2 separate regions of the Homo sapiens genome follow, and region 2 is linked to region 1. A link is a loop called in an ENCODE intact Hi-C map of the cell type or tissue named here. Cell type or tissue: natural killer cell. All regions are shown on one strand. Links, peaks and the distances in the headings refer to the core of each region. The heading gives the core; the rest is flanking DNA.

The links. A loop is a pair of places that touch in the nucleus more often than their neighbours do. Peaks named below come from ENCODE experiments on the same cell type or tissue, not always from the same donor. Only the 100,000 strongest peaks of a DNase experiment are listed, where the experiment ranks them.
Region 2: a loop joins it to region 1, with 6 times the contacts of the local background. A loop is called at or near these places in 3 of 110 quality-filtered maps.

What each region holds. Positions count from the first base shown.
Region 1 is chr3:4,882,175-4,897,613 of GRCh38, reverse strand. It overlaps LOC124906209 (a long non-coding RNA gene), which reads left to right and starts at 9,995. Exons shown (of 5, transcript XR_007095795.1): 1 at 9,995-10,463; 2 at 11,826-11,891. It overlaps BHLHE40-AS1 (BHLHE40 antisense RNA 1), which reads left to right. Exons shown (of 3, transcript NR_125916.1): 3 at 1-805. In natural killer cell, for the core only: no CTCF peak of the experiment used is centred there; a DNase peak (open chromatin) is centred at 8,253; H3K27ac peaks cover 1,719 bases.
Region 2 is chr3:4,742,243-4,757,681 of GRCh38, reverse strand. The region is part of intron 44 of ITPR1 (inositol 1,4,5-trisphosphate receptor type 1); the gene reads right to left. EGOT (eosinophil granule ontogeny transcript) reads left to right here and starts at 6,092. Exons shown (of 2, transcript NR_004428.1): 1 at 6,092-6,736; 2 at 7,672-8,490. RefSeq lists enhancers at 3,295-3,404, 7,970-8,039 and a silencer at 8,701-8,893. In natural killer cell, for the core only: no CTCF peak of the experiment used is centred there; DNase peaks (open chromatin) are centred at 6,521, 7,111 and 8,791; H3K4me3 peaks cover 400 bases; H3K27ac peaks cover 2,967 bases.

The DNA of each region.
Region 1 (15,439 bases), core at 4,087-12,086:
CTCCCAAGTAGCTGGGACTACAGGTGTGGGCCACCACGCCTAGCTAATTTTTTATATGTTTACTAGAGACAGGGTTTCACCATGTTGGGCAGGCTGGTCTTGAACTCCTGACCTCAGGTGATTCACCTGCCTCGGCCTCCCAAAATGCTGGGATTACAGGTGTGAGCCACCACACCCGGCCCCTACCTTTGATTTTTAAGTCAAGAGGGAACAAGTCGAAATTTCTATTCAGGTAAACTGTATACCTTTGGACACTGAATCACTTTTAGAACCCCAGTAAAAATCATGTATGAATGACCCACAATTTCACTCCAACAGGAAGGTGTGTATATGTGCACAAAAACATTAGATTGTTCACACCGGTGCTATTCATAATAGTCAAAAACTGGAAACAACTCAAACATCCATCAACTGTAGAATGGATAAATAAATCATGATATATTCATACCATGGAACATAACAGTGACAATAAATGAACCACTGCTACACACAACAGATATGAATTTCACAAACAGAATGCTGAGCAACAGAAGCCAAACACAGAAGGATACACATTTATAAATCCATTTGTATGAAGTTCATAAACAGACAAAATTAGTCAGTGGAGATTATTCTCATAGAAGTCTGAAGGGTAGTTGTCTTTAGGGAGGGGGATATAGTGACTGAGGTGGGTATAAGGGGTTTCTGGGGTTTGGTGATGGTACACCAGCATATTCACTCTGAAAACTCATTGAGCTGTGCAATAATGATTTTTCAAACTTTTATATGTGTATGATAATGCTTCAATAAAGCTTTGCTTAAAAACACGCATAGTCATTGCTATGGTGTGAATGTTTGTGTGCCCCCGTTCACCAAATTCATAGGTTGAAATCCTAACCCCCAAGGTGATGATATTAGGAGTTGAGGTATTTGGTGATGATTAGATCATGAAGGTGGGGCTCTCATGAATGAGATTCATGCCCTTATGAAAGAGGCCAAGGGAGCTGGTTCACCCCCTTCTGCCACGTGAGGACACAGTGAAAAGATGGCCATCTATGAACCAGTAAATGGGTTCTCACCAGAGACAGAATCTGCCAGCACCTTGGTCTTGGACAGGTCAGCCTCCAGCAGAGTAAGAAAATTAAATTCTATTTATAAGCCACACAGTTTATGGTATTTTACTACAGCAGCCCAAATGGACTAAGAGAGTCATTATTATCAGGTATAGTTTAGTGTTACCACTTTTCATCAGAATGAAACTGATCAAATATTGTGTGAATGCTTTTGAGGTGCAAATGATAGGAGACCCAACTCAAAATGATCGAAGGGATTGGAAAACTTTTCCTTTAAAGGAATAAATAGTAAAGATTGTAGTTTCTGCAGGCCATGTGGCCTCTTGTCTTAACTACTCTGTGTTGTTGCATGAAAACACCCATAAACAATGGGTAAACAACTGAACATGCCAGGGTTCCAATAAAACTTTACCTGCAAAAACAAGTGGTGAGCAGGATTTGTAGTTTGCTGACCTCTAGTTTAAACAATCACTGAATTTACCATCATACTAGTAACAAGAAGTTCCAGGCAACGTAAGCTTCAGGGTTAGTTGATTCAGCAGCTTCACATCTCAATCCAGGAACTCAATTCATTCCATCTGCTTGCTCAGCTTTGTGCGGGCTGTGTTCCCAGTCTTGGTCTCTCCCGGTCATGAGATGACCACAGCCCCCCACACATCATGTCTTCACATAAGAGTGTCTAAAGGCCACAAATGTCTCTTTCCTGTGTCCCCTTTCTAGGAGCATGGAAAGCTTTCTTTCTTTCTTTCTTTCTTTCTTTCTTTCTTTCTTTCTTTCTTTCTTTCTTTCTTTCTTTCTTTCTTTCTTTTTTTTGAGACAGTCTTGTTCTGTCACCCAGGCTTGAGTGCAGTGGCGTGATTTTGGCTCACTACAACCTCCACCTTCTGGGTTCAAGCGATTCTCTTGCCTCAGCCTCCAAGTAAGTAGCTGGGATTACAGGCACCCGCCACCATGCTCGGTTAATTTTGTATTTTTGGTAGAGACAGGGTTTCACCATGTTGGTCAGGCTGGTCTCAAACTCCTGTCCTCAGGTGATTGGCCCATCTGCAGCCTCCCAAAGTGCTGGGGTTACAGGCCTGAGGCACCGCGTCTGGCAGGGAAAGCTTTTTTAGATGCCTCCTAAAAGATTTGATTCACTTCCTAAGACTGAGAAAGCAGGTGAGGTGTGTGTGTGAGTGGTTGTTTTTAGGCAGGCAACCCACATCGTGATCTGCATTCATTTCCTATTGCTATGTAACAAATTGCCACATAGCTCGCAGCTTAAAACAACATACAAACTACCTCCCAGTTTCTGTGGCTCATCCAAGCAACGCTTGAGGTCCTCCATGCAGGGTCTCACAAGGCCACAATCAAGGTGTCACGAGGCTTTTCTTCTGGGGCGTGGAATCCTCTTTCAAGCCTATGTAGTTGTTGGCAGAATCCAGTTCCTTGCAGCTGTGGGATGGAGGTCCCTGTTTTCCTGCTGGCTGTCAGCTGGGGGTCACTCTTGGCTCCTAGAAGCCACTCACAGTTCCGTGCCCACCACATGCCCCTCGCCATGAGACACCTCACTTCTTTAAGCTCAGCTGGAGAATGGCTCTATCCAATTTGCTAAGAGGGTCTCATATAATGTAATCTAATCAAAAGAGTGAAATGGATTATATTCACAGGTCCTGACTGCAGTCGAGGGAGGGGGATTAAACAGCACACAGGAGCACCCCCAAGAGACCCAACTCAAAATGGTTTAAGCCAGAGGCTGCAAACTTCCTACAAAGGGACAGATAGTACAGATTGCAGGTCTTTCAGGTCATCCAGCTTCTCCTCTCAACTACTCTGTGTTGTAGCACAAAAGCAGCCATAGATAATACATAAAAGCAAATGGACATGTCTGTGTTCTTTTTTAAAATTATTTTTATTTTTTGAGACGGAGTCTTGCTCTGTTGCCCAGGTTGGAATGCAATGGCACAATCTCAGCTCACTGCAACCTCTGTCTTCTGGGTTCAAGCGATTCTCCTGCCTCAGCCTCCTGAGTAGCTGGGACTACAGGTGCGGGCAACTACACCTGGCTAATTTTTGTATTTTTACTGGAGACAGGGTTTTGCCGTGTTGGCCAGGTTGGTCTTGAACTACTGTCCTCAAGGAATCTGCCCACCTCAGCCTCCCAAAGTGTTGGGATTACAGGCGTGAGCCACTGTGCACAGCAACATGGCCGTGTCCTAATAAAACTCAAGTGAACTTGGAGGCCATCCCAGAATTCTGCCTAATGATAGCTCTCACCTGAAAAATTAAATCAGATAATATAACAGTAGAACACTACACACTTAGAAGAGGAAATATGCTGTATTTGGCATATTCTTTGCTTGGAGGATAGACATTTAAAACACAGCTCCTTAAAACACAAAGTTTTTTTTTGTTTTAACTTTTATTTTAGGGGTACATGTGATGGTTTGTTACATAGGTAAACTCATATCACTGGGGTTTGTTGTACAGATTATTTCATCACCCAGGAATTAAGCCCAGTACCCAATAGCCATCTTTTCTAATCCTGTCCCTCCTTCCACCCTCCACCATCGAGTAGACCCCGGAGTCTGTTGTGTTCTGAAGACCCCAGTCCTTCTTTGTGTTCATAGGTTCTCATCATTTAGCTCTCACTTATAAATGAGAACATGTGGTATTTGGTTTTTTGTTTCTGCATTAGTTTGCTGAGGATAATAGCCTCCACCTCCATCCATGTTCCCCCAAAAGACATGGTCTCGTTCTTTTTTATGGCTGTGCCGTATTCTATAGTGTGTATGTACCACATTTCTTTATCCAATCTGTCACTGATGGGCATTTAAGTTGACTTTGCTATTGTGAATGTAAAAATGTTTTTGTTAGTGTGAAGAGTGCTGCAATGAACATTCATGTGCATGTGTCTTTGTGGTAGAATGATTTCTATTCCCCTGAGTATATACCCAGTAATGGGATTGCTGGGTTGAATGGCAGTTCTGCTTTTAGCTTTTTGAGGAATCGCCATCCTGCTTTCCACAATGGTTGAACTAATTTACACTCCCATGAACAGTGTATAAGCATTCCCTTTCCTCTGCAACCTCACCAGACTGTTGTTTTTTTACTTTTTAATAATTGCCATTCTGACTGGGTGTGAGATGGTATCTCATTGTAGTTTTGATTTGCATTTCTCTAATGATCAGTGATATTGAGCTTTTTTCATGTGCTTTTTGGCCACATGGATGTCTTCTTTTGAAAAGTGTCTGTTAATGTTCTTTGCCCACTTTTTAATGGGGCTCATAAACACAAAGTTAACCTGAAAGTCCTGAAGAATCAATTTTTTAGTTTTGCTCTTGTTGCCCAGGCTGGAGTGCAATGGCGCAGCCTCGGCTCACTGCCTCCTGGGTTCAAAGGATTCTCCTGCCTCAGCCTCCTGAGTGGCTGGTATCACAGGCACGCACCACGATGCCTGGCTAATTTTTTATTTTTAGTAGAGATGGGGTTTCACCATGTTGGTCAGGCTGGTCTTGAACCCCTGACCTCAGGCGATACACCCTCCTCGGTCTCCCAAAGTGCTGGGATTACAGGCATGAGCCATTGCGCCCAGCCTGGATTCTGGCTTTTACTCTATGCTTCAAAGCATACTCCAAGATTATATTTAAAGATTATCTAATGGCTTATTCTAGTGCTCTCATGATTTTATTTCCCTTTTGCTCTTTCTAAAAATGTTAATTCATCTGGAATTTATCATGGTGAAACATGTAAGGCTTGGATACAACTTTCTCATTTTTTTCCCCAGAGGGCTACTCAGTTGCTCTGACATTGTTTATTGAACAGACTATCCTTTTCCATTGGTAAGTGGTGGCATTTTATCATATACTAAATTTCTTTTTGTATTTGAGTCAATTTCTGGACTTTGCATTTATAATTCATCGAGTTGCCTTGTCTATTCATATACCATACCCTTTTACTTTTAGAGCTTTATACTATATTTTAATATCTGATACAACTAAAAAACCCTTGTTTTTTTATTTTCAGGATTTCTGAATATTCTTGCTTCTTTATTTTTCCATATTATAATGAGCTTGTATAGTTTTTAAAAGTCCTTTTTTAAAATTGAGCTTTTGCATTATAGATTGGGAATAATTGACATCTTTACATAGTTAAGTCTTTTTATCTAAAAATACATACATCCTTCCATTAGTTCAAGTTTTCTTCTGTGATCCTCAGTGGCATTTTAAAGTCTTTTCATATAGCTCTTGTTCACTTCTTAAGCTTAGGAATTTAGTCTTTTTGTTCTACTATAAATAGGGCCCTTCTATTTTTAACCCCATGTTGTTTCAACGATTCTTAAAAGCCAAAAAAAGCATTTATTCTATCTTAATAAATGAACTTTCGTAAACATATAAGTAGCAATAGGACTTGTAAGTTAGTTCTGTCCTAAATAGTTCACTGGTTGGAAGAAAACAAACAAAAACCTTTCCCAAATTCATGCAAGTAAAATGATATTAAGAATACATTAAAATGTCTCTTCTTAAGACCTTTTTTTTTTTTTTTTTTTTTTTTTGGTAGAGACAGGGTCTGGTCATGTTGCCCAGGCTGCTCTCAAACACCTGTCCTCAAGCAATTTCCCCACCTCATCCTCCCAACGTGCTGGGGCTACAGGTGTGAGCCACTGCACCTGGCCTTACAATTGGTTTTTGACTGACTTTTGAATCTTAAAATGGGATCCATGTAATTTTCTCATTCTTACAAGTCACTCACTCTTCACATTTTGCCTATTTTGGGTACACATATTATTTCTCAGGGTGTTCTATTAACTGTTAACCTCTCCCTAGGGGAAGGCTGGTAGCTCAGCTGGTCTGATTCTGTCTCACCAATATCTTAGGACACAAATGTTTCTAGGAAGTAGAGCTCCTAGATCAAGCAGAAGAGGCAGCTGATGCCTCCCTTTCTTCCACACTTGCAGGTTCCCATCATCATAACCTGGCAAAGCAGTCATAGCCTGGGAAAGCAGTACTTACGGAGGAAATTAAAGCTCTACCCAGAACTGAGAACATTTCCAAGGTCAGCTACAAAGAAGAAAGGTGGAAGCCCTTTTAGAAGACTCCCAGATTTGTAACCTGGGAGGATGCAGGATACAGGAGTGAGTTGTTCTGGGAGGGGAGCCTGGAGCTGGGAGAATACTGGTCTGTGTAGCCCTACGATGGAACAGCCTCATGGAATGGGAGTTTTCCGTCAGTGAGTGGCCATGTTGGAGGCTTGCGTCTCATTCTTGGACTCAAGTTGCTTGGCTCTGACTTTGGAAGAACAATTGATAGGGCGGGGAGGGACTAGAGGCTATAATCTCCTTTTCCTAACACCCCAAAGCCCCCTTACAGGCAAAAATTCTACCTGTAACATTTTCTTGGCTTAATTGGTAGTATCTATATTTATTGAAGAGCAATCAAGAGGCCTTCTGCATAACAATACAGTACTATTAATAATAAAAAGTAGAAAGGCCAATATATTTGTAGAACCAAGCCCTGTACTCATCCTTTACATAGATTCCCTTATATTTTTAATTTTTTATTTTTATTTTTTTCTTGAGACAGTCTCAGGCCGCCCAGGCTGGAGTGCAGTGGTACGACCTTGGCTCACTGCAGCCTGCACCTCCCGGGTTCAAGTGATTCTCCTGCCTCAGCTTCCTGATTAGCTGGGATTACAGGCGCCCACCACCACACCCAGCTAATTTTTGTATTTTTAGTAGAGACGGAGTTTCTCCATATTGGCTAGGCTGGTCTCAAACTCCTGACCTCAAATGATCTGCCCGCCTTGGCCTCCCAAAGTGCTGGAATTACAGGCGTGGGCCACCACACCCGGCCAGATTCCTTTATTTTAATCCTCACAGCAGCCCTATAAATTTAGTAGTACAATCATTTCAAATTGATAGATGAGGAAACGCAGGTTTAGGGAAATTAAATAACCCATTCATGGTCACATGGCAAAAGGCAGAGTCCGGATTTGAAAACAAGCACCTGACTTTGATGGTCATGCTTTTTACCACCGCCCTTATGAACATTCATGGTAAACGTAGATATTTTGAAATAAGGGTGAGGAAAGAGCTTAAAGTTGTTTTTATATATTAAATACTCTGTCCTATCGTTTTACATATTAATATATTTGGTTTAAAATGTATGTTTTACTTATACTGACAGAGCTCATGTCTATGAGACATATTGTAAACTCCATTCACAGGCATTTAATGCTTTTGCATTTAAGTGAGTGATGTACTCATATAGACATTGAAGTATAAGCAACCAATCAACTAGAATGTTTATTCTTCAGTGCTCCGAAGATTATTCTACTTGTGACTATAATTCTGTACTCAGTTTATAACATTCTTGCAGAGATGTCAGGATGTGTGTGTGCGTGTGTGTGTTTATTATGAATAATATGATTTCCTTGTGGCTGTGAATTTCATCCTCTCTGTGATTCCTGTGCCCTAACCATATTGCTAGGCAACACCAAGCAACACACATCCCACATTTTCCTAATTCCTTTTGATGTTTCACAAATGGACCTTTGCTTTTATCTGCAAGCAGAATAACACCAGTGGGTTTAGGATTTTGGCTTTTTAAATAATCAGGTGTCCGGTGAGATCAAAGCTAAGTGACCATAATTGTCAGAAACTGGCAGAAAAAAGGAAGAGCTGGCATGAAGCAAATGCACATATTTGTTTTAAGACTTTGGCTGATGATTCGTTAGTGAAGTCTAATGTGATTTCTACCATTCTGACTTTGTAGATGACATCAAGGACAGTGAGTAGGTTGGCTTCCTTCCAAGGACTTAAAGTCCTCCTAGGGCTTGGAGGGTAATTGCATATGAAATACTCTTTCTGATACTGGCAATGTTGCACACATATCATTTTCCAGATGAAAATCAGGTGCCCATCTCCTCTGTCAAAACAGAAACCAATATTTTCAGGTCAAGATCCAGAATCTGGCAGATGTAATGCACAGACATCACATCACAAGCTAAAGAGCATTTACAGTTGTCCTGCCTTCTATGTGTAGGGAAAGGTCAGAGAGAGGCCTCAGTGGGCATGGAGAATGCCAGAACTGGGCCTACAGTGGACAAGGGCTCAGCACTTCATCACCACAAAAAAAGATCATTTGGTTTTTCCCCATCCACTCAAGCCAAGCCACAGAGAACCACAGGAAGTAAGACTGACGAGTTTCCCCACTGCTAACTGACAGTATTTGAGAAGTTGTGCTGCCCAAGTTAGAAAGCCCCATGATGGCACTCTAAACTAACACTCAACCTGTGAAAGCAAATATGTTATAATACCTTACTTGCAGGCTTGGGGAAGAGAATATTTTTCCAGACGGGAGATGAAACGGAAATGGGGCCACTGGTAAGAAATGCACTTGTGGGAAAATATGATTGTATGAGTTATCTACGGCTGTGTGACAATCTCCTGCACCCCACCTCCCCCCAAAAAACCCTGTTATCAGTTTAAAACAATATTAAGCATTTACTACTTCACTCAGTTTCAATGGGCCAGAAATGGAGGAGTGATGCAGCTTGGTGGTTCTGTCTCAGGATCTCTTATGAGATTGCAGTCCAGATGTCAGCCCTGGCTGCAGTCAACTGAAGGCTTGCCTGGGACTGGAGGAGCCACTTTCAACAGGGTTTACTCACGTAACTGGCAAGTCAGTGCTGGTGATTGGCAGGAGGACTCAGTTGCTCACCATGTGGCCCCCGAGCATCCTCGTAACATGGCAGCTGGCTTCCCCAGAGCAGACAAGCCAAGAGAGAACAAGGCAGAAGCCACAATATCTTTGACAGCCTAGTGTTGGAAGCCACGCTCCATCATTCCCACAATATCCTATGGGTTCTACAGGTGAGCCCTACTCAGTGTGGGAGGAAACTACATAAAGGCATGAATACCAGGAAGGGAGAGTCGCCAAGGGCTCTTTTGAAGGCCAGCTGCAATAATGATGGAGACATTTCTGTGCATACGATACTGAGAAGCAATTCGTGTATTGGTTGGGTGATGGATGGCACTCTTGTCATGGGTCCCAATGCAAGCTGCAAGCCAGTGCCTGCATTGGAATCATCTGGGAGCACTTTTTAAAGCACTGGTTTCCCTGGACCCTTCCCTGGACATTCTGATTAAGTCAAGGATGATGCCCAGGTTTGGGAACTACTGGATTAGATGATCTCTAAGATCAAGTCCAACCTTAACAGTGTTCCTCAAACTTACCTGATCATAGGTATTACCCAGGGAATTTATTAAAAATACAGATTTTTTTAGGCCCCACTTCCAGCTTCATGAATCAGAACATCCAGGGATGGGTCTGAAAATCTGTGTATTTATTTATTTATTTACTTAAGAGACAGAGTCTTGCCAGGCTGGAGTACAGTGGCACCATCATACCTCACTGCAGCCTTGAATTCCTGGGCCCAGGCGATCCTCCCATCCTGTCTTCCTAAATAACTGGGATTACAGGCATGTGTCACCACACCTGGCTAATTTTTAAAATTTTGTTGTTGTTGAGATGGAATCTTGCTATGTTGCTCAAGCTGGTCTTGAATTCTTGGGCTCAAGTGATCCTCCCACTTTGGCCTCCCAAAGCACTGGGATTACAGGCATGAACCACTGTGCCCAGCCTGTGATTTTGTTTAATTTTTAAATTTTTTGACCAGGTCATACATTTAAAATGATGGGAAATTCCAAAAGGTATAAAAGAGTGTCATTATAAAGTCTCTATCCCAACTTTGTTCTCTCAGTATCCCAATTCACCTACCTGGAGGTGCTCAATGTTGTTGGTTTCTTGTGTATTCTTCCAGCAATATATGAATATATAAGATATATAAAGTAAATATATTTATTTTAAATGAGAGAGAGAGTGTGTTTGTGTGTGTATTTTTCTTTTTTTTTTTTTTTTAACTCAAGGCAAATCTAAAGGGTATGCAGTGAAAAACAAGTGTATTCCTGGTTCTGATCACCAGTTTTTTCCTTCAGATTCACTTTTACCAGTTTCCCGTGTGTCTCTTTAAGAGACAGGATGCTGTTAGTTTGTCAAGTGACTCAGGTGATTCTTATAATCTGGTGCTTGGGACACCCCAGTTCTGTAATGTAAGTTATAATAGAAGCTGAAACAGCTGGAAAACCTCACTTGGTTACACGAGTTGCATGAAATGCATTAGATTGTATCTGGATGTCTTAGTTACATTTGTTCGTGTAATCATTATTTACCAAATAATGATTATTTACCAGGCCAAGTCATTATTTGCCAGGCCAAGTCAACGATGAGCAATGGACCCAGCTCACGGGAGCTTGCAGTCTAACACAGGAAACAGCCACCTGCATCTGTAAAGGTGCGTGCAGGGCGCCGCAGAAGCTCCTTGGCATCAGAAGTGAGTGGAGGCTTCTGGAAGGAAGGGATTTCCACAGAGGTAAAAATGATGAGGAGGTGGGGCTCATTGGGCAAATGGAGAGGACGATATTCCTGGCAGAGAGAAAAGGACAAATACGAAGTTCCCAGGTTTTGATCTGGTACGCTGCTCTCAGGCAACCAAAAAGTAGAGCGTTTTGGTGTTTGTGCGCAGAAGAGGCTCAAGATAAAACGAGAGAGGTAAACTGAGGTCAAAATAAGATGGGGAAAAAACACGATGACTCTGAATGTCAGATATTAAGTTTGGGAATGATACGATCAGCACGGGGGAAGAATCGATGTGGGTGTAAAAAAAATGGACTAGAAGGGGGCTGGGCATGGTGGCTCATGCCTGTAGTTCCAGAACTCTGGAAGGCCAAGGTGGGAGGATCACTTGAGCTCAGGAGTTCAAAACCAGCCTGGGCAACATGGCAAGACCTCGTCTCTACTAAAAATACAAAAATTAGCCAGGCATTGTGGCGCACGCATGTAGTTCCAGCTACTCAGGAGGCGGGAGGATCGCTGGAGCCCTGGAGGCTGAGGCTGAAGTGACCAGTGTTTGCTGCACTGCACTCCAGGCTAGGCGACAGAGTGGGACCGTGTCTCAAAAAAAAAAAAATAAAAAAGACCAGAAAGGAGTGGTAACAACTTGGAGGTGGGAAGATAATTTAGGAAGTTGTTATCAAAATCCAAGAAAGAGACCAGAATGGGCTGCATTAGGTGGCCATTGTAGGGATGCACAAAACTGGAAACACTGACGTTATTAAAGAGGTAGATTCACCTGGACTTGGTGATTGATTGAAAAGGGCTGTAACTGGGACATTTCCAAATTTCCAGCATGGGCAACCACCTGTGTTTCAATAGGGAATACCTGTGGGAAAGTGCTTGGGGAGGAGGCACGAGGGAGGGTGAAGGGTAAGTCTAACATTCTGAGTTTGAGGAAGAGAGAATACGTGGGTAAATTAAAGTTTAGAGTCCAACAGAAAAATAAGAGCCTGTTTGTGACGGTCCATGGCAGGACAGGCATCTTCTAATTTCTCTTTAAACCTTATTTAGTTTGCATCTCTGCCCCCATCCCCACACTCTCTCGCCCACCATAAAGCAGGCTGGCACTGACAGTCCCTTCAACCTTCTCCACGGGTTGGAGTGGAAGGGGTGAACGAAGGTCCTGCCCTCCAAGCAGCTGCATTCACAAAATTCCGAAGCTGGCCAATAGTGTATTCCGTTCTGTAAAAAGATATGTTTTTTTTTTTCTGAGGCAGGGTCTCACTATATTGCCCAGGTTGCTCGAAAATAGTATTCCCAGGATGGTTATAAACAGTTTCATGTTTCCCAGAATCAAAACCCAGACTCTAAATTCACTTCCTTGATTGATTTATTCTAGGTACTGATGAGACCTCTTTAGTATGACACTGGCAACTGACGGCACTGCGGATATGTTTGGAATAAGGTAAGCCTGCAGCCACAGTTTTTATGCCTTTTGGAGTTTTGGCCAGAATGAACAGAGCTTAAGCAAATTAGATATTTGAAAATACCTTTGTTTTGTTCTGTGAGCAACCACCAGAGGCCTTTTAAATTGTGATGGTGACTAACAAAATAAGATCTTTGCTATTGTGCAGAGAAATCTGAAGAATTTTATCCATTCTTTCATTCTTGCTAAATGGTGCATTGTATGCTATCTGTGTGGTTTGGGTCTAGGACAGATTTCTCTCTGAACTTCACAGCATGGGTGGGAGAGAGTAATTTGGCCTTTCGTTTTCTCTGGCAGCCGGTGCCAGTCCATTTATATGGTATGTTCACAGGAGAGCTGACAAGTGTTGAGAGGTTTTATTTGATATGCGTTTTTTTTTTTTAAAGTAGAAAAAATTCCGTAAAAATAGGTGCTTGTTAGCTAGTTTTCCTAGTTAGTCTTCAGATCATAACCAAATGTTTCATTAAGGAGCTCCACCTCAAACAGACGAGCTACACTGAATTATCTGGGCTGTGTTTAATATTCACAGTGTAACCATTCATGGCAAGGGCAGTTTTTAATGATAGAAATGCAAACCCAACATTATTTTTCTGTGTAACTTGTAAAAGCCGTGCCTTCTAAAATGGAGCTGCTTATGCTAATTTGTTATAGTTAGTGAATTGCAGGCAGCTCTGTGAATTTACTTTTCTTGGCAGTTCTAGAATATCCTGCCATAACACATACTGAAAAACTGTTTGACGGGTTATGAAAATCTGGATGTACTAAAGGTACATCTTGTGCAAACCATAAAATAAATACATGATTACATTTTTAAAAATCTGTTATCAGGTTAAGGAAGTTGTCATTATAACAACCCAAGGAAAATTAAACAGTTTTGAATGGATGATACACTTTTTCCACTTGTACATACTGTAAATGCTTTTAGTATCCAACCCTCACACTATTTTGCTGGGCTTTATGAAAAGACTGCCTACTGGAGGTAAACTCTATTTCATATAGGTCATGTAGAACCTATCTTGGAAGTGGATAACACCTCATTGCAAAGGTTAATATTCTCAGTGAAGCATAAAAAATTGTCAGAATTATTTGACACAAAATATAATTTGAAATTTGTATTATTTTTAGTCAAGCCAGCAATGTTCTGTTACTTCAAGGATGTTGATTATGGGTCTGTCAATATTACTGTTGCCAGTGATGTGTGATTGCTTCATTCATGATAAATGAATTAAGTATGTAATTTGGTTCTATACTGTTTTAGCTGTATACCAAACCAACTCCTTTGAAACAGTCTCTAATCTCAAGGAGCTTGTAATTTTAATAGACGTTAAGATGTTAAGACAAAGGCAATTCATTTGTTCAACAAATATACTGCATACTGAGAATTTACTATGTACAAGACAATTCATTAGACTTCTTGGGGCATGGGGACTGTAACTACGGTGAATAGGAGAGATTTGGTTCCTATCCTTGAAGCTACCAGAAGACAAACATGAAAGAACAAATGATACAATTACTTAATAATTATGTGAAGTGTTCCAAAATACATCTACAGGGTGGGCTGAGGATGTATAATGAGTGAAGTGAAAGAGCAAACTTTTTAAAAGGGAACTCCTGAAGGTTAAATTGTGTTTGCGATTAACTGGAATAAAACCTTAATCGTGTCAAAGAAAAAAAGAGTTCTTGTTAAATACAAAGTAAAAGATCTCTAAAAGAAATATGGTGGTGTTTGGTGAGAATCTTATACAGTCAGGAAAATATCCTTGCATGCACTGAAGACATCTTACCACTTGAAGGAATGATTTTTCATCCTAGGATAAAAGTAGGATTTTATATTCCACTTTAAGAGGAAAAATAGATAAGAAATGCAGATGGCCAATTAACTTCTTTAGTAGAACTTCATGTACGTGATAAAGAATGAAACTTTAACAAAAAAAACTTTAACACGTTTATATGCTCATAAAAACTTCAAATTGATTAAAATTCTTCAGTGACAAGGTTAGGGTCCTTGATCAGTGAATGTTCTCACAGATTTCTAAGCAACATAGAAGGGTTATATTTGAAGTAGAAGTATAAAGAAGAATTATACAAAGAAAGCCAAAATTGAGTAAGAAGTGTCAAGAATATGATTAATTTTTGTAACCTACTCTTTCAATAATGAATTTCAACCAAACCTAATTAATCTTACATTTCTAGCACAACATATAATTTTAAAGAATGTGTCATTAAAGAGATACATAATCAGAAGTAAAGTAAATATCATCTAGGCTTAGATTAGGGAAAAATATTGGTTTTGATTTAATTTTTGAACAGGTAATATGCATATTATTGAAAATTTAAAAATTGTTTCACAACCCTGACCCCATCTACCTAGTTCCCAACCACCCTAGACACACACAGACAGCTGCACACCTGACGTTCTTTTCTTTTTTCTTTTTCTGTTCTTGAGGTAGGGTCTCACTCCATTGCCCAGGCTGGAGTGCAGCAGCACCATCACGGCTCACTGCAGCCTCAACCTCCCAGGCTCAAGTGATCCTTCCACCTCAGCCTACTGAGTAGTTGGAACTACAGGTGCACACCACCATGCCCAGCTAATTTTTATTTTAATTTTTTAAGGGATGGGGTGTTATTGTGTTGCCTAGGCTGGTCTCAAATTCCTGGGCTCAAACCATCCTCCCCCGGTTGGCCTCTCAAAGTGCTGGGATTATAGGTATGAGCCACCACACCTGGTCCTGATGTTATTATGTGTATATGTAAACATAGTTTGTTTAGCACATACCAACAAATCTTTTTTCCTAGGTAGTATTGGGTTGATACAAATCAGTGTAGTTTTTCTTGTCTCTTTTTACGCAAAAGGTAGCATACTGCAGACACTGTTGTGCCGTTGCTTCCCCACCACCCACTTAATTTTATTTATTTCTTGGAGATCTTTCTAAGTCAGTACATGGACCCTTTCCCTTTCTCCTTATTTATAGCTGTATAGTATTCCACTATATGGAGCTACCATAATTTATTTAACTAGTCTCCAGTTGACGAATATTTGTGTTGTTTCCAACAAACATTTCTGTAGTGAATAATCTTATGTAGGGTCATTTCACAAATATATCCGTGGAGGTAGAATTGCTAGCCAAAGGAATAATTAGTAATTTTGTAGATACTGCCAAAATGCCCTACACATAAAGTTTATAGTAACTTAATGCATTTAACAGTAATACATAACAATATTTTCCACTTGGTGTCATCAAACTTTTTTTGTGTGTGTGAACAAATGAAGAAAAATGGTATCTAATTTTTCCCATTGTTTTCCTCTTGTATGATTTTCTTTTGGGCTGTTTGTGTTTTTCTTCTCAACTTAAGCTCCTCTGTAGTAGGAAGATAAGACCTTTATTAGTATGAATTACAAATATTTTTATCTCATCTTATATAAAATGTAAAATTTTATTTTTAAAAATAAAATGTAAAATAAATTTTATTTTTAAAAATAAAATGTAAAATAAATTTTATTTTTATGTACCTGAATTTACCAGTAT
Region 2 (15,439 bases), core at 4,609-12,608, 140 kb after region 1:
TCATCCCCAGTTTACAGATGAAGAAACTGAGGCCCCAAGAAGTAACCCGCTGAGTCATCCACCTAATAAGTGCCCTGGCACCCAAGCCCCACCTGTCCGACGCCTCAGCCCTGTTCCCAACCACATGCTCTGTTAAACACCTCTCCCCTGAGCAAGAGTCTGTCCTGTTCTGAACACCTTTTGGCATTTTATAATCCACCCCACCCCTACCCCTACCCACCAGGTCTTTCAGAGGCATAAACAGGCTCCTCTCACAGTAAAGAATAGTGGCAGAAGGTACACATGCATTCGAATGCCTCAACTTTCCCATGACGTTTAATACATTTGTTAATATGGGTTCCCAAACAATCCCCTTCTGCAAGCTGAAGGGCTGCCAGGGCTGGGGTAATAAATTATTAACAAAACCATTGTCACACAATGACTGCTGTGGGTCTGGAGTCCTTTTTTAGAAACCAATGATTACAATCAAAACTCAAAGACCAGGAACCATGAACTAGGTAATAAAACACACCTGGGTAGGCAGAGAGTGCCTGGAGAACTGGAACTCGGGAAACCTACATTTTGGCCTTGGCTCCTTGCTATCCAGCCATGTGATTGTGGGCAATTTACTTAACTTCATTTGTGCCCTGGGTTCTTTAGCTAAAAAATGAGGGTCTTACCACCTGCCATGTCAGCATCACATGGAAGCTGGGGCCCACCCAGCAAGGTTGTTATGAAACAGTAGGTGTGAAAAACACTTTGATTACTACCAAGAACTACTCAGATGGAAGGTGCTACAGTTGTCTAACAATAATACCCCTTTCCAGGGAAGGTGTAAGATAGGTGGATCCAGAAAAGAGCTGGGTGTTACATAAATGGCCAAAGACTAGTGTCCAACTTGCATCCAGTGATAATTCTAGTTGGTTCTGGTAGGTTGAATGGCCTCTAAATTGACAGCAAAAACACAATGAATGGCAATTCCCATTAAGTGTCACAATGTAGAATTTTTTTTTTTAAGTTTGGACGGCATGAAAAAGAACGAGATCATATCTTTTGTGGGAACGTGGATGGAGCTGGAGGCTATTATCCTCAGCAAACGAATGCAGGAACAGGAAACCAAATACTGCACGTTCTGGCGTATAAGTGGGAGCTAGATGATGAGAACTCATGAACACAAAGAAGGAAACAATAGACACTGAGGTCTACTTGAGGGTGGAGGGTGGGAGGAGGGAGAGGAGCAGAAAAAATAACTATTGGGTACTGGGCTTAGTACCTGGGTGATGAAATAATCTGTACAACAAACCCCAGTGACATGAGTTTACCTGTATAACACACCTTCACATGTACCCTCAAACCTAAAGTAAAAGTTAAAAAAAAATTTGGCTGAAATTTCACTAGCTATAAAAGCCATTCAAATTTCTGCACGTGCAGAGATAAACATCGTTGCTTCCGCTTGTCAAAGTTTAATACACCCAAAGGCAGAATACAAGCTTGTGTCAGACCCTCCTCTCAAGTAATCCCCAGCCTTTCCACATAAAGCATTTCCCAACATTTTAAACCAGTCTCGACTTCAGCAAAAGTCTGACCTATGAAAAGGGCCTAATAGTGAGTACAATGGGCATTCAGAATTGGACCCTCCCTTGGCATAAATTATCACTCACCCTAACAAGAAACTTTTTTGCAAGGTCTGATGGCTTTCAACCAGCCAACATCTGCAGCTCTCAGTTTACCAGCCTCTCTCAGGATGTTTCCAGCTTTAATGAGTTCAGAAATAACATAGACTTCCAAGTAGAAAGGAAGCGATGAAGTGAAGCAAGTCTGTATTGGAGAGGTGTCAACATTTCAATTTCATTTGTCTGAAATAAGGTCCTCCCTCATCCACACTGTACAGTCACCTTTTAACAAGTGAGAGACAAACCAGTTTCAACTACCCTGCCAGGCAAGGGTGGGGCAGACGCCCTTCGCTATGCCTGACACCTGAGAGAAAAGGTGGAGGACAAAGAACCCTTCCTTCACTCTTATTAATCTGGTCACTGGGCTCTGGGGAACGGCCTAAGCTCCAGGGTCAAGGCCAAGGCAGGGGATCTTCATGATGATTTTCAAGGTGAATTCAGTCTTCTTCAAGCAGCAAAGTCCAACCTGTTCTATTAAAAACACTTTTCAGGGTCCAGTATGGTGGCTTACAGCTGTAATCACAGCACTTCCGGAGGCCAAGGTGGAAGGACTGCTTGAGCCCAGGATTTCAAGACCAGCCTGGGCAACATAGCAAGACCCCATGTCTAAAAAAAAAAAAAAAAATGTTTTTAATTGGGGGAAAAAACACCTTTCTTCTGAGACAGAAAGCTCAACAGCTCTCCTTTCCTGTCTCCCAGTGCCCACGGGAACTGGGACTTACTGGGAAAGCTCTGCCCTATCTGGTAAGCAGCGTGGTCCCCCTCCACCCTGTGTGGATCAGAACGCTAACAGTTTCACACATATTCAACAACAACTCAACCAACAAACAGTAATTCCTAAAAAAAAAAAAAAAAAAAAATTAAAGGTATTATCGTAGGAAGCCCCTGATGGTGTAGGCAGGCTACTGGCAACCACTGTTTCCAGCAATTTTCAACAGTAAAACCAGATTTCAGAGAAGCAGGTCAGCCACCACCCTGGAGGACCCTGTGGCTCTGACCCAGGAACAAGAAGTTAAGGAGACTCCAAATTTTCTCTGGGTTCAATAGTCAAACAGATGCCAAAGGCCAGTATCTTTTGTGGGGATACACGGCACAGCCGTCTGTCTCTTCCAGCCAAGTCATGAAGATTGGAAAGCCTCCAGACAAAACAAAGATGACCAGTGGAGTGTCAAATCAACGATACCCTTGAAAACAGATGTAAAATAGATGCAACATCAAAATTTGCCTGAAGTGGAAGGGGACTGTGGTAGGAAGCTCCTTGGTAATCCTCCAAGAGGGCAAGAAGGTGTTCTGGTGGCTCTTCAAGCCAATATGAGGCTTATTAAAAAGGTACTCTAAAGCAAAGGAGAGTTTGGTTAGATCTCAGGAAGGACTTTTGTCCAAGGAATCAGAGGGCTTTAAAATCTCAGTCCATAAAGAAGGAATGAACAATGTGAACTGCATGTCTGGGCTGCAGGAGACACATGCTAGCCTCTGAGGGTGGCTTCCAGGGCTGGTTCTATGATTCAATGACAAGTATCCTCTGGTGGCTCTTGTGAAACTCTCAGGTCCTGTCTCAGCTCACCCACATGATCACTGTGGGAACTGTGGCCAGGAGGACATGAAGACTTTCTCATCAGACCTCCACCTTGTCTCATGAACCCTGAAAAGACAGATGCAAGAGGTGCTTGGAAAATTCTATCATCAAGTCCTCTTCCCGGGAGGAGGGTCCAGTGCTGAGGACCTGGCAGTGACTTGGGTGCTGTTCCTCCATGGGGGTGGCAATCTGCATCGTGGAGAGCGAGGGCTGAAGCAGGAGTTGCAGGGTCAGGGGAGTCGATCTCTGGAAACAACTCCCCAGGTCTTATTTCCATTCTGTGTACCTGAGGGACAATGAATCAACACCAACCAACATTTCCTGTCCTCAATGCTCCGAGGTTCCCAGGGAATTCAACTTGAAATTTATACAGATGCCAAGAATAATCCTTGCCACCCCCCCCCCATTTTCTGTGTTTGTGCAGTCACACGGCTCAGTGAAAGCGATCTCTATCCTGCATCTTTAGCAAGGTAGAAACATACGCATAGGGGTGACTTAGGAACTGGGTGGGTTTGGACAGCTCATTTATTAACTTCCATCCTCAGTTCCCTCATCTGCAATGGAGAAAGAGGAGGAGAACCACTTGAGATTCTATTGCAAGGAGTGCAGGAGAGAAAACAGGTGAGAGCCCGCACAGTACCGGCAGGGTGTCTACACCAGCCACGTTCCCTTCGCTGCTCTCCACACAAACTGTGACAAGGACACTTGGCCATAGAAGCCGAAAAAAATAAATCCACTCAGGCCGGATGGAGGCAAGGACACTGGCTTAGGTGGCAAAGCATCAAGCAAAGCAAGTGCCTCCTTGATGAAGACTGCAGTCACCCCCAGTCAACCCTAGTCCTTCCCAACTCAACTGACTCTCGGGTACAGCCGAGTCTGGTCCCCAGCAGAATGCTCTGGGACTCTTCATGTCTCCCCACCCTGCATCCCCATCTTGCTGTGTGCTGGCCCACCAGGTAACTTCCACACGGCCACAGAGAGCATCCCTGGCAGCTGACAGTAAGATGTACAGATGGCCAAGCGGTTAGAGCAGGGCAGGGTGAAATCACACAGCACTCATCTGGGTAAAGCTGCTTTGTATATTAGGGCTTTGGCGGCGGCAGCGCATATCCAAGCAGGGGACAGGCCCAAGCCAACTTGGTGCCCTTTAGAAGCACCGACTAGGGATCGGCGGGAACCACAGAGATCACCTCATCCAGCCCCGACTTGATGACAAGCCCATCACCCTGGTGGAGCAGATACTTTCCGCAGCTCTGCCCCTGACCGACCACCATGGGGTAGACCGCGTTAGCTTCCTTCACTCAGCTCCTCCAACATCCCAAGCACAAGCCAACCCTCTTCTGAAATACTCTTGCCCTCTGCTACTCTTCACACAGCTCCTTCTCTTCGCATCTGTTGGGTCTCAGCTTGAACGGTATCTCCCCAGAGAAGCCCTCCCTGGCCACGCTTCGTGGCGCCTGTTTGCTTCCCCATCACACTTCTCTGAAGCTCTGATTTAGCTGATGATGAGCTGATTTCCTAGCTCTGTCTCCCACAAGACTGTAAGCTCCTGGAGGGCAGGGGCTATGTTGGTCTCATCCCTGACTGTATTGACGCCAATGTGTATAGCACCTGACACCCAGGGAGTGCTCAGTAAGTAAACATCTGCTATATTAAGCCGGCTGTGGTGACACAAGCCAGTAGTTCTAGCTACTCCGGAGGCTGAGACAGAAAGATCTCTTCAGCCCAGGAGTTCAAGGCCAGCTTGGTCAACACAGTAAGGCCTCTTCTCTCTTTTTAAAAAATTTACTATATTAATGAATGAACAATAATCCTGAAGGAGGTGCAATTCCGAAACACTCAAGCCAAGCTTTGCATCCATGGCAGCTGAAGTATAACTTTATGGCCAGAAGAAGCCTGCATGTGAAAGCTCAAAGTCCTGCTAAGTGGGAATATGCAGCACACCGCAGACCAGCCAAAGGCAGCTGATGTGGTGTTGTCACCTCTACGGGCTTATCCGGTTTTTGCACGTAACTCTGTGATGGGCTCAGCCTGGCTGAGGATCCTTAATCCATCGAGTTAACTGTTAACTACCCCGGCCCCAGTGACACAGCAGCTTGCATGATTAACTACAGCCCGGGAGGGATGATCATTTGTGCACCTTCCGTCTCCAAACCTGGCTCCCTCCCCAGACTTGATAGCTACAAGCTCTGGGCTCAACAGTTTGTGGGTTTGTGTTGCAAGGAGGCTAATAAAAACATATTTCTCAAATACCATATGGTGAGGGCAACTGCAACACATCCTCCTCGAAGAGCAATAAAATATATATATTTTTAAAGTCCTGAATTCCAGGGGAAAAACGAGGCTTGAAGACTTCAGAGGGTTTACAGGACTATCCCCTTCAGTGTCAGAGCCATCTTGATCAAAAGTCTAAAACCCAGGAATAGGAAATTGGTAGAAACTTTGAGAGAGCCTCTGACAGTTTCAAAGAGGAACTCAGAGGACCTCAGGAAATGTGAGCGGGCATAGATTTCTCCGTGAAAAGGAGGGTCAAGGCAGAAGAACCAGAGGCAACTGTGAACATCAAGTCAGTTCTCAGGGAAGCAGGGGATCCAAGTGTGTACATGAGGCGCCTTCACTGTCCCTGCATCAGGAATCTAGCTGTTGGCACCTTATAATGAGAAAACAGTCTCAACCATGAAGTTAACTCTGCTGGAAGATTTCCAAAGGGAAAGTCCCTCCCGTTACTCAGAGGGGAAAAAAAAATTACCTACTTGGTCTGGAATCCGGGGATATTTTATGCAGATGTCTCTAACAGAAGTTAATAAAGGGAAGTCAGCTTGCCTCTGATTATTCAAACAGGCTACTGCTATTAAGGATTGCACAACTTCTGGGCAAGGCAGAGGTGGGTTTGGCTTTTTAAAAATTTTTTCAGCCTGTCCTCATGGAACTACATATTCTTTTCTAAGAACTTTTCATCCTAACCTCCCTACTCACATCTTCTAAGTGTCTCTGCTCTGGTGGGAATGTGATGGACAACACAGAGCCATCTCAGAAGCCTCTGTGGCCACCACCAGGCCGGCCAGGGTGCAGGGGGCCACTCCCTGGGCAGCCATAGGGTTCTCAGCAAGGTGCATTCGTCGTCCCTGCTGAGAATCTGATGGGGCAGCATTTTTTTTTTTAATTAAATGCAAGCTGAGTCATTTCAACCTGCAACCTTCAGGTAACAGGAGTTACCCAAGCTCCAGGAATTATGATTGTGGGGTAAACCCATTCTCTTGTTTTCTTGCGGTTCTATTTTATAACGCACTAGAGGAGACAGAGACGTCATTGCTTCACCCAGGGCAAGAGGACAAAGGAGGATGCATGGAAATACAAACAGCCCTTCTCCTCCAGGCCATACCGACTGTCCAACTAGCAACAGACTTCACCTGGTTTTGGAGCAATCTGAATTTGGAATATGCCAGAGAAAACTTCTATCAGGCAAGATGGAAGACTCCTAGGATAGGTCTCTCTCATGGAGGGATTGGTAATAAAAAAATCATGGGAAAAGAAATAAGGGAGGGTGGAAAAAACACACCTTAGAAAACAACTTCTGATGTCCCGGGGCTACACAATGGGGGAGCTGAGCACTTAGGAAGGAGAGGGAAAATATTCTGTTTCCGGAGACAGCTCCAAGAATCATGAGTAGGTGTGAGAAACAAGGAAGCTTACAGATTTAAAAAAAAAAAGAAAGAAAGAAAGGAAGGGGGCAAAAGGAAGGAGTCAGGGAAGGGGGGAGTGAGATCTTTGAGAGACAGGGGAATTAAAAAACACCATAGCAACAACGCAGTCCACCTACCCTGGCCGCCCACCCACAGCCAGATTCTTTACTGACGCATTTGAGAACAAGCTGGTTCCTACCAGCTCAGGAAGGTGAGCAAACCCAGAGAGCTCATTAAATCCCTTCTCAGCGACTCTTGTCTGCCTGCAGATAGTGAGCAAGGAGGATATAAATAGAAGTTATATAACATCTCTTTGTTGATTCCTGTGCTTACCAAAAAAAAATGCAGCATGACCTTGTTTTTCTTTAGAGTTTGCCTCGGCCTGCTGGTTGAGGACTTTAATCCAGATAGGAATCATCTTGAAGTTTAAACAGCAGGATATAGATTTCCAAGTTAAGGGTGCTCTGCATGGCCATCCAAGTTAGGAACCCACAGGGTCAAGTCCTCCTCCGCGGATTAAAAAAAAAAAAATCCACCAGCTCTAAAACAACAACAGCAGGTATGGAATCTTGTGGCTTCCTCTTAGAACATCTCCTGAGGTAAATTAAGGAGTAAATTTGATACCCAAGAGCAAAGCATCATTAAAATGGCATCTTGGGTTTTCTAAAGGAGGTTCGAGCACCACAGGTATATTCAAAGGTAACTGGTGGTTTCCACATACCCTCCAGGCCTAAGCAGTTGTCTTTTTGTTCCTTAACAGGCACGATGGTAAGAGTCCAGTGGATGGAAAAGGCCTCCTCCTTAAAGATGGTGATGGAAACGAGCACTGCACAGGGAAACACAAATCAGGTCCCCTGAAATCCAGCCCAACCTGGCCAGACCCTCCAGTGCCCATCAGGGCTTATGAACAGGGTGCTTCAGTGTCTTTGTTAGGGGTGGTTAAAAAGGAGCACGTGCTTATAGGGGATGCTGCTGAGCTCCATGATTTTGACTTCCTGTCTAACCTGTTGATGCTACAAAACTCTTTTAAAAACAGTTACCATGGGAACTTTTCCCTAGCAAGCATTCTTCAAGAAACGTTACAGGTGCTGGTGAATTCAATGCCCTTGGTGTCAATAAGCTTTTGCTGAGTCTTAGAATGTGTGGCTTGAACTGAGAGGACTTTCAAACAGATAATGCGAAGTTTCCAATGCAAATGTCTTCGGGGTTAAGTGTCAGTGAAGTGCAGTGGAAGGTAGGGGGATAAAATGATCTCAGTGTATATGGAGGCCCCACTTAAGCATTCAAAAAATTCTATATACAGTGTTTTCAATGTATTATGTATCAGCAAAACAAAATACCCCATAGGGCTATAATCAGCTCAGGGGGTCACCTCAGCAAGAGATGCTCTGGCTATCACTCCTACTACGGGATTTCCTCTCTCATCAGAACCAGTAGGTGGTCAAAACCACAATAATGCATAAATGAAGGCAGGGAATTGGGTATCCAATGTGAGCAACTGAAAAGGTGCCATGTATTAGCTATTTGCCATTATGGTTCTGCAAGTGCTCAGATGACTCATAAAATGACCAGAACAAAAGTTTGTTCTTTTGTTTTTACTTTGAGAAGATAAAGAATCACGAATTAGTATTCAAGGTTACCTAATACTAACCCTTGTCTACCACGTGACCTTGCATTACAGGGAGCTGTTGTTGGGACAGGACAAGAGTCCACATCCCCTGCCCAGTGCCTGGTTCTGGGTCATGTCACCGAAGCGCATCAGCCCATCTGTCAGCCAAACCCCACTAGCCTTGTGCCTTCTCTTCTAAATCCCCGCGGAGGAAAACAACTTCTGCCTTCTACAGTACGAACAGCGAGGGTCTGCTGGGAACCAATACAACTTCGCGTCCCAGTGCAGCAATGTTGCCAGGTAACAAATGTAGAAACATACTCCAAAAACTGTATGTGACAATATACAACCTCCGCTCTGCAGCTGATAACCGAGGGAGTGTTAAAACACCGCGTTCTCTTAACACTTGGGTTTTTGGTGTGAAAGTAAAATTAAACGGGATACTTCCTCTTGTAAATATAAGACAGGCATACAACTCACACACGTATCCACTAATCGGAAATAGTAGAGGGGTTTGCAATAGCTATCTGCAGTGCATCCCAGCCTTCACTCTTACCCTCAAGATGAATTCCAGAAAACCTACAGAAACGATAACTGAGGAAGAGCCTTTCTTCTGTCGGGGACAAGCTCTCCTCTAACAATTGTGAGGAAGCTACCCACAAGAAAGACACCAGCAGAAATTAAGGAAAAGCTCATGCATTGTTATTAAAAAAAAATGTGCTTCCATTCCACTCCATTTTAAAGGTCTACCTTTAAAACTCATTGGCTAACCAAGCAGTGACTACTTGCTTCTCAGATCAAATAACCAGTGCAGCCTGTTCCCACCCCAAACGAAAACAAGATAGACACTGCTCTCTAGTAGGCAGAGCTCCAAAGTGGGTACAGGGCACTGAATAGCTCCCTCACATTGTACTCATGTAACTTAAAGGCTGGCTAGCATGGGAGAAAGCTGAGAGACTTCTGAGGGCCTTGTGTTCAAATCCCAGCTCTGCCAACTGGGTGACTTTGGGTAAGACACATGGCTTTTTTCAGACTCAGTTTCCTCATCTGCAATTGGGACTATTCCATGTAGCCCAGATAGAGTACCTACTGGCTCCACGCACAGTGCTGGGCACTTTATAAAATGAGAAGACCTTCCTCCCTTTCCCTTCGCCCAAACATGAATATTCTTCAACCAGTAAAGACTCAGATGTGGGGAGTATCTGGTGCATTTAGCTTCTCTGAGCAAAACGGGCAAAAGCTGAGATCTAATAACCATCACATGATGCCAAAGAACATATGCTTCTTTAGACGCAAGCGAAAAACAAAAATCGCTATTAATCCAACTTTTCATAACGGCCCTAATTAGATGAGCTGCTGTCAATCTCTTCCACAGTGAGGAAGTTCTGTAGGACAGTCTTCCTGTCATTAACTTTCCTAAGACCTGGGAACCTGGAACTTGCTGGAAGTACATGTATGTAGCACACATAATTGTCATTTGGCAAATGAGATGCCCAGTCTGAAAGGAAAAGTCTTTCATGATTTCCTCCTCCAGAATTCATGGGCAGACCTTATAAACAAAGCAAATACACTGACCACTCGAGCTGCCTTCTGATTATCAGGAGGGCACAGTGTCTCCCACAAAGACTCCACTACCAAAGAAAACAAAATGTGGAGGCACAACTTCCAATCTGCCTGGCAAACAGACGCAAAGTCCTTGAAGCGGCCATGTCTGTGCCTGGAAAATTGGTGGAGTAAGGAGGCGGCATGGTAGAGAGGTTACAAACTCACGTTCTGGCAGAAAACAAACCCTGGAACAACTACCAGCTGGCTCTGTGACTCTGAGCATATAACCTGACCTCTCGGATCCTCTATTTCCTCATTAGCAGAAAGGGATCAAAACAGTACCTACTACATAGGCGCCCCAGGAAGATGGATGAGACCATGCAGTGAGGGCGCCTGGCTAGCCCGTGGTACATGAGCACTTGTTACCACTACTGTCCATCATTATTACAAAGAAGAAGAAAAGAGGACTGCTGCCATCATAAGGCTATTTCTCCAAGTTGACATGTATTTCCCATGGGCTCAGATCAATTCCCTCCCACACCTAAAGAAGGTCCCCTTTAAAATGGCAATAATCATCAACAACACAAGTTCACATTTCACATCCTCATGTTTCTATTCAAAAATGGTAAGAAGGCTAAAGTAACACGGTGGCCACACTGGGTCAGAACTTCTATCTCTACATTTACAGTCTGAGTGCTGGGGAGTCAGATGGAGACTTGACCCCGGAAGAAAGTGCACCCTTGGGCGAGTTAGTGGGTGAGGGAAGATAAACAACCAAAAAGTAAGCAGAGTTGCTTTGGATGAGCTGTTACGATGTGTTAAAAGCTCCATGCTGAGCTGAGTGCCTTCCACATATTATCTCAGTGAATTCCCAGAATAGTTTATACAGTAGGAGTATCCACACTGATTCATCATGTACACACTGAGGACCTTTCATCCAGCACGTGTGGAGGCTCCTCGAGGGGACTCGGAGTGAAGACAGACTTGGTCTCTGCCCCCTCGGGTCTTACAGTCAAGCTCCAGTTGAAGTGTGGTCATTACTACAGTAAATGAAGCACAACCCATTATCTCTGCCTCAGGGGATCAAGAGGAAGTTTCTAGAGTAGGAGACATTTCAATCAGGGCTTGGGGAGCCTGCCAAAGGGAATGAGGGCACGTCCCACATGAAGCAAAGGCATCTGAGTTCATGGCCCCGCTGGGGATTGGCAGGCATGAGTTGCAGCTGCAGGACAATAAGCGTAGGGGAGTGAGTGGAGAAACCCAGGTGGGGCCAGACCACGTGAGGCACTGATGGGTTCCATCAGGGTGGCCATGGGCTCCATACTCCACAGAAGGCTGTTCAGATGGGGAAGCAGGTAGTGAGGGTTCCATTTGGGGGGCATCACTGACAACCGCGTGGAAGAGAGAAATGCCCAGAGGCAGGAGGCCACTAAAAGGCTATCTCAGTTATCCAGGCAAAAAGGCTGACAGGTGCAGATCTCAGCAGCCCTATGCTGGCAGGCGGTCGAGCCTGGTGGTCAAGAATATGAATCCTGAAGTAACAGTGCCTAGTTTCAAACCGCTGCTCCTCCATTCCCAGCTGGGCCACTCTGAATTCACAGTGCCAACTATCTGGCTCATTATAAGTCCTAACAATGGTTAAACTCCCAGGAGGTAGAGTGGGCACAGATTAGTTCCTGGAGAAAAGCAAGAGAAAAAGAAGTCTGATGACTGCAAAGCTTCTAGCTTGGGTATCCTTGGCTGGTGGTGAGTCCACTGAGAAAGCTATGGAACACGAGAGGGCAAATAGAATGGAGGAAGGGAGATGACAGTGTCATGGGGTCCTGCTAACTTATAGCTAACACAAGTGGAGATGCCCATCAGGGATTTGAGCAGAAATCTAGAAATCGGCAGAGAGGTGGGACCGAGAGCTGTATCTTTGGGAGGTGTTGGCATAAATGGCTGCTGGAGGCCTGGGCAGTAGATGAGATTACCCAAGGGGATCGGTAGAAAAAGAAGGCAAACAGGCTGGAGATGGGGCCTCAAAACATTTCAGATGTTTTAAGGTCAACCGTATATGCCCTGAGAAGTCCCTGTGTTTACCACTAGGAAAACGTTTGTAGGAGGCACAGAAATAGCACAGCATTAAGCCATAAGGGAGTGACTAACCTGAAACCATGATGCTTTGGGGTAGGACGGTCAGAGGGGGCTCACAGATCCAAAGTCTGTAATCGCAGGTGTCTGGACTCTCAGGCTACATATACAATTTCCTAAGGAATGTCCTGCTTTGTCTGCGTCCCGAATCTGTGTTGAAAGATAGTAAACTGGGGTGATGGAGTACATCCTGGCAGAGGCTATGTGGGGAGAGCAGAGATGACTCTAGGGAAGAAAACGTCTTTTAAAAAACAACCCTGTCTGCTCCCACCAAAAGGAAGAAAGAAAAGAAAGAAAAAAATGAAGGAAAAGGGGAAAGGAAGGGAAGGAAAGAAGGGAGGGAGGAAGAGAGGGAGGGAGGGAAGGAGGGAAAGAAAAAAAAAAGACAGTGAGAAAGAGAGAGAAAGAAAGAAAACACAGAAAGAGAAAGGAAAAGAAAGAGATAAAGAAGAAAAGAAAGGGAAGGAGGAAGGAAGGAAAGAGAAGGAGAGAAGGAGGGAAAGAGGGGAACGAAGGAAGGAAGGAGGGAGGGAGGGAAGGAAGGAAGGAAGGAAGGAAGGAAGGAAGGAAGGAAGGAAGGAAGGAGGGAGGGAGACAGAGAGGGAGGAAGGGAGGGAGGGAGGCCCCAGCCTGTTTCCCTGAATTCCCATTTATTAGCTGAGTAAGTGGCCAACATATCTTGGGACTTAGGATATTGCTCATCTGGTGAATATTTACTTAAAAATTGCCATACCAGGGGATGAGGAGCACAGAACAAAGGGGAAATACTGTGGTTCTTTCCCTTAGGCAGTTTAACATCTACATAGTAAAGATTAAACAAACCCTAGGGTCAGCAAACATTTTTCCAAAGGGCCAAATGGTAAACATTTCACACGCTGAGGGTCATTGCAGCTATCTGTCACAACTACTCAACTCTGCCCCTGAAGCAGGAAAGCAGTTAGGACAATCCCAAAGGAAAAACTGCAGCTATGCACCAATAAAACTTTATCTACAAACACAGGCAGCTGTCTGGATTTTTCCCGTGGGCTACCATTTACTAATCCCTGAACCTCCAGAGGAAGACTGACCAATCCTCTGCCTGGCAGTTCCCAAGAGGCATCTCACACTCGGAAGTCACTAAAGAAAGTTAGGAAGAGCACAGACCTCTTGCTAGACCAGAAGGAAGAGAAAGAAATAAGGAATATCTGGACCTGTTGAGGATTCAGTGGGATAAAATGAATTGATGCCTCACTTTACAAAAATTTCCAGGTCTTCTCTGTCATTTTTCTCTGCACTTTTAGTAAAATTTTGGAGACTGTGGAAAACCTGAGGTTCTCTCTGAAGACATCTCCTCTTAGAAACAAATTCCTAGCCAGCGTGGTGGCTCACGCCTGTAATCCCAGCACTTTGGGAGGCTGAGGCGGGCGGATCACTTGACGTCTGGAGCTCAAGACCAGCCTGGCCAACATGTAGAAACCCCGTCTCTACTAAAAATACAAAAAATTAGCTGGGCGTGGGGGTGGGCACCTGTAGTCCCAGCTACTCAGGAGGCTGAGACAGGAGAATTGCTTGAACCCATGAGGCGGAGGTTGCAGTGAGCTGAGATCGCGCCACTGCACTCCAGCTTGGGTGACATAGTGAGACTCCGTCTCAAACAAACAAACAAACAGACAAACGAACAAGAAACAAATTCCTGCTTCTAGGTTTCGCAGAAAGGAAGGAGATTAACATTCTGCTTCCAAAGTTCTTCCCCTCCCCCTTCCCCCTCAACAACTGTAGTCCTCTCATGGAAGGCCAGACAAGCAGATGTATGTAACTGTCCACTTCTGCCCATATTGTTGGCTCTGCTACTCAGGAAATAAGAAAAATCACGCTGGGTCTCCAGCTCCTCTGGAAGCATGAACCAGGATGCACATTCTCCCCTGGGACCACCTCAAAGGGATTGTGCCTCTTATCACCAACCTGGAGGGACTCACAGATGAATGATGCTGACAAGTCTTGCAGTAATTTCTTGCCCCGAACTGGGAAACTGAATGCCAGTAGGTGCATGCATTACCTACTGTCTGCCGTCACTCAGAGAGCTGCGCTAAGGATGACCAGGGCAGAGTTGTGGGAACTGCCATCTTCTTCTGCAGGAGGGCTCACTCAAGTCTGATATGCCTAAGAATGTAACGACTTTTGAATTTTGAGCTTCCTCCTTAAGACCTGGATTTAGACCAATAATCCTCAAGGACTCCTGTTCAATAACAGTCCAGTTTCCTGGGAATGGTGAAGAAGGGTGTGAGGTGTTCAGGTCAAAGGCAGATAAAGTAGGAGGAAAGGAAGAGAAGGAGGGAAAGAAAGGAAAGGAAAAAAGGACAGACAAGACAATGGCCTGGGCCAGGGAGCACTTCAAACCACAAAGAAGTGACTAGATTGCTGTTTTTCTTTCTGCTTCATCCCAGAATGTCTCTCATTACTATTAGTGGCAAAAACCGCAATTACTTTTGCACCAACCTAAATAACCTGTACTCAAGGCAATGAAATTTCCCAATGTCCTGGAGTTCTAAAATCATTTTTAATATACAGTCAGAAGGACTTGGGTCAATTGAGTGTGAAAATAACATAAGACAGAGCGTCCCCCAGGCCTGCTGGATGATAAACCACTATGCAAAAATAGAAAATATCAGAAGTAGGATTTTAGACAGAAAACACATTTCACAAAATACAGCATGTATTTAAAATAAATAAAAATATTATTAATTAGAACCGAGCATGGTGGTCCGCACCTATAGTCCCAGCTACTCAGGAGGCTGAGGGAGGAGGAATGCTTGAGCCCAGGAGTTCAAGTCTAGCCTCAGCAACATAGCAAGACCCTATCTCTTAAAAATATATATGAACAAATAAAAATAAGAACCACATCATCTTGAGATCTTTGTATTGGCCAGATGCCACGTGAGGTGCTTTCTATAAATAGTCTGTGAAAACATCTCAGGAGTTCTCTGAGGTGGGAACCGTCACCATCCTATTCTCCAAGTCAGGAACCAGTGGGATGAGTGAGGTGGACTTCGCCAGGAGTCCTGAGGTGGGCATATAGGAGGCAGGGCTTGAGCCCAGGCTGTACCCACACCACAGAATCAGCAGCCCTGGCAGCAGCTCCACTTGTCTACCGGACCACACACTTTACCCTCATGTTCTTCGTAACTCCATAAGGAAGGGACTAGGCTTTTCCAACCCTCATTTTGCAGATGAGGAAACTGAGTTTCAAAGTGGCCCTGACAAA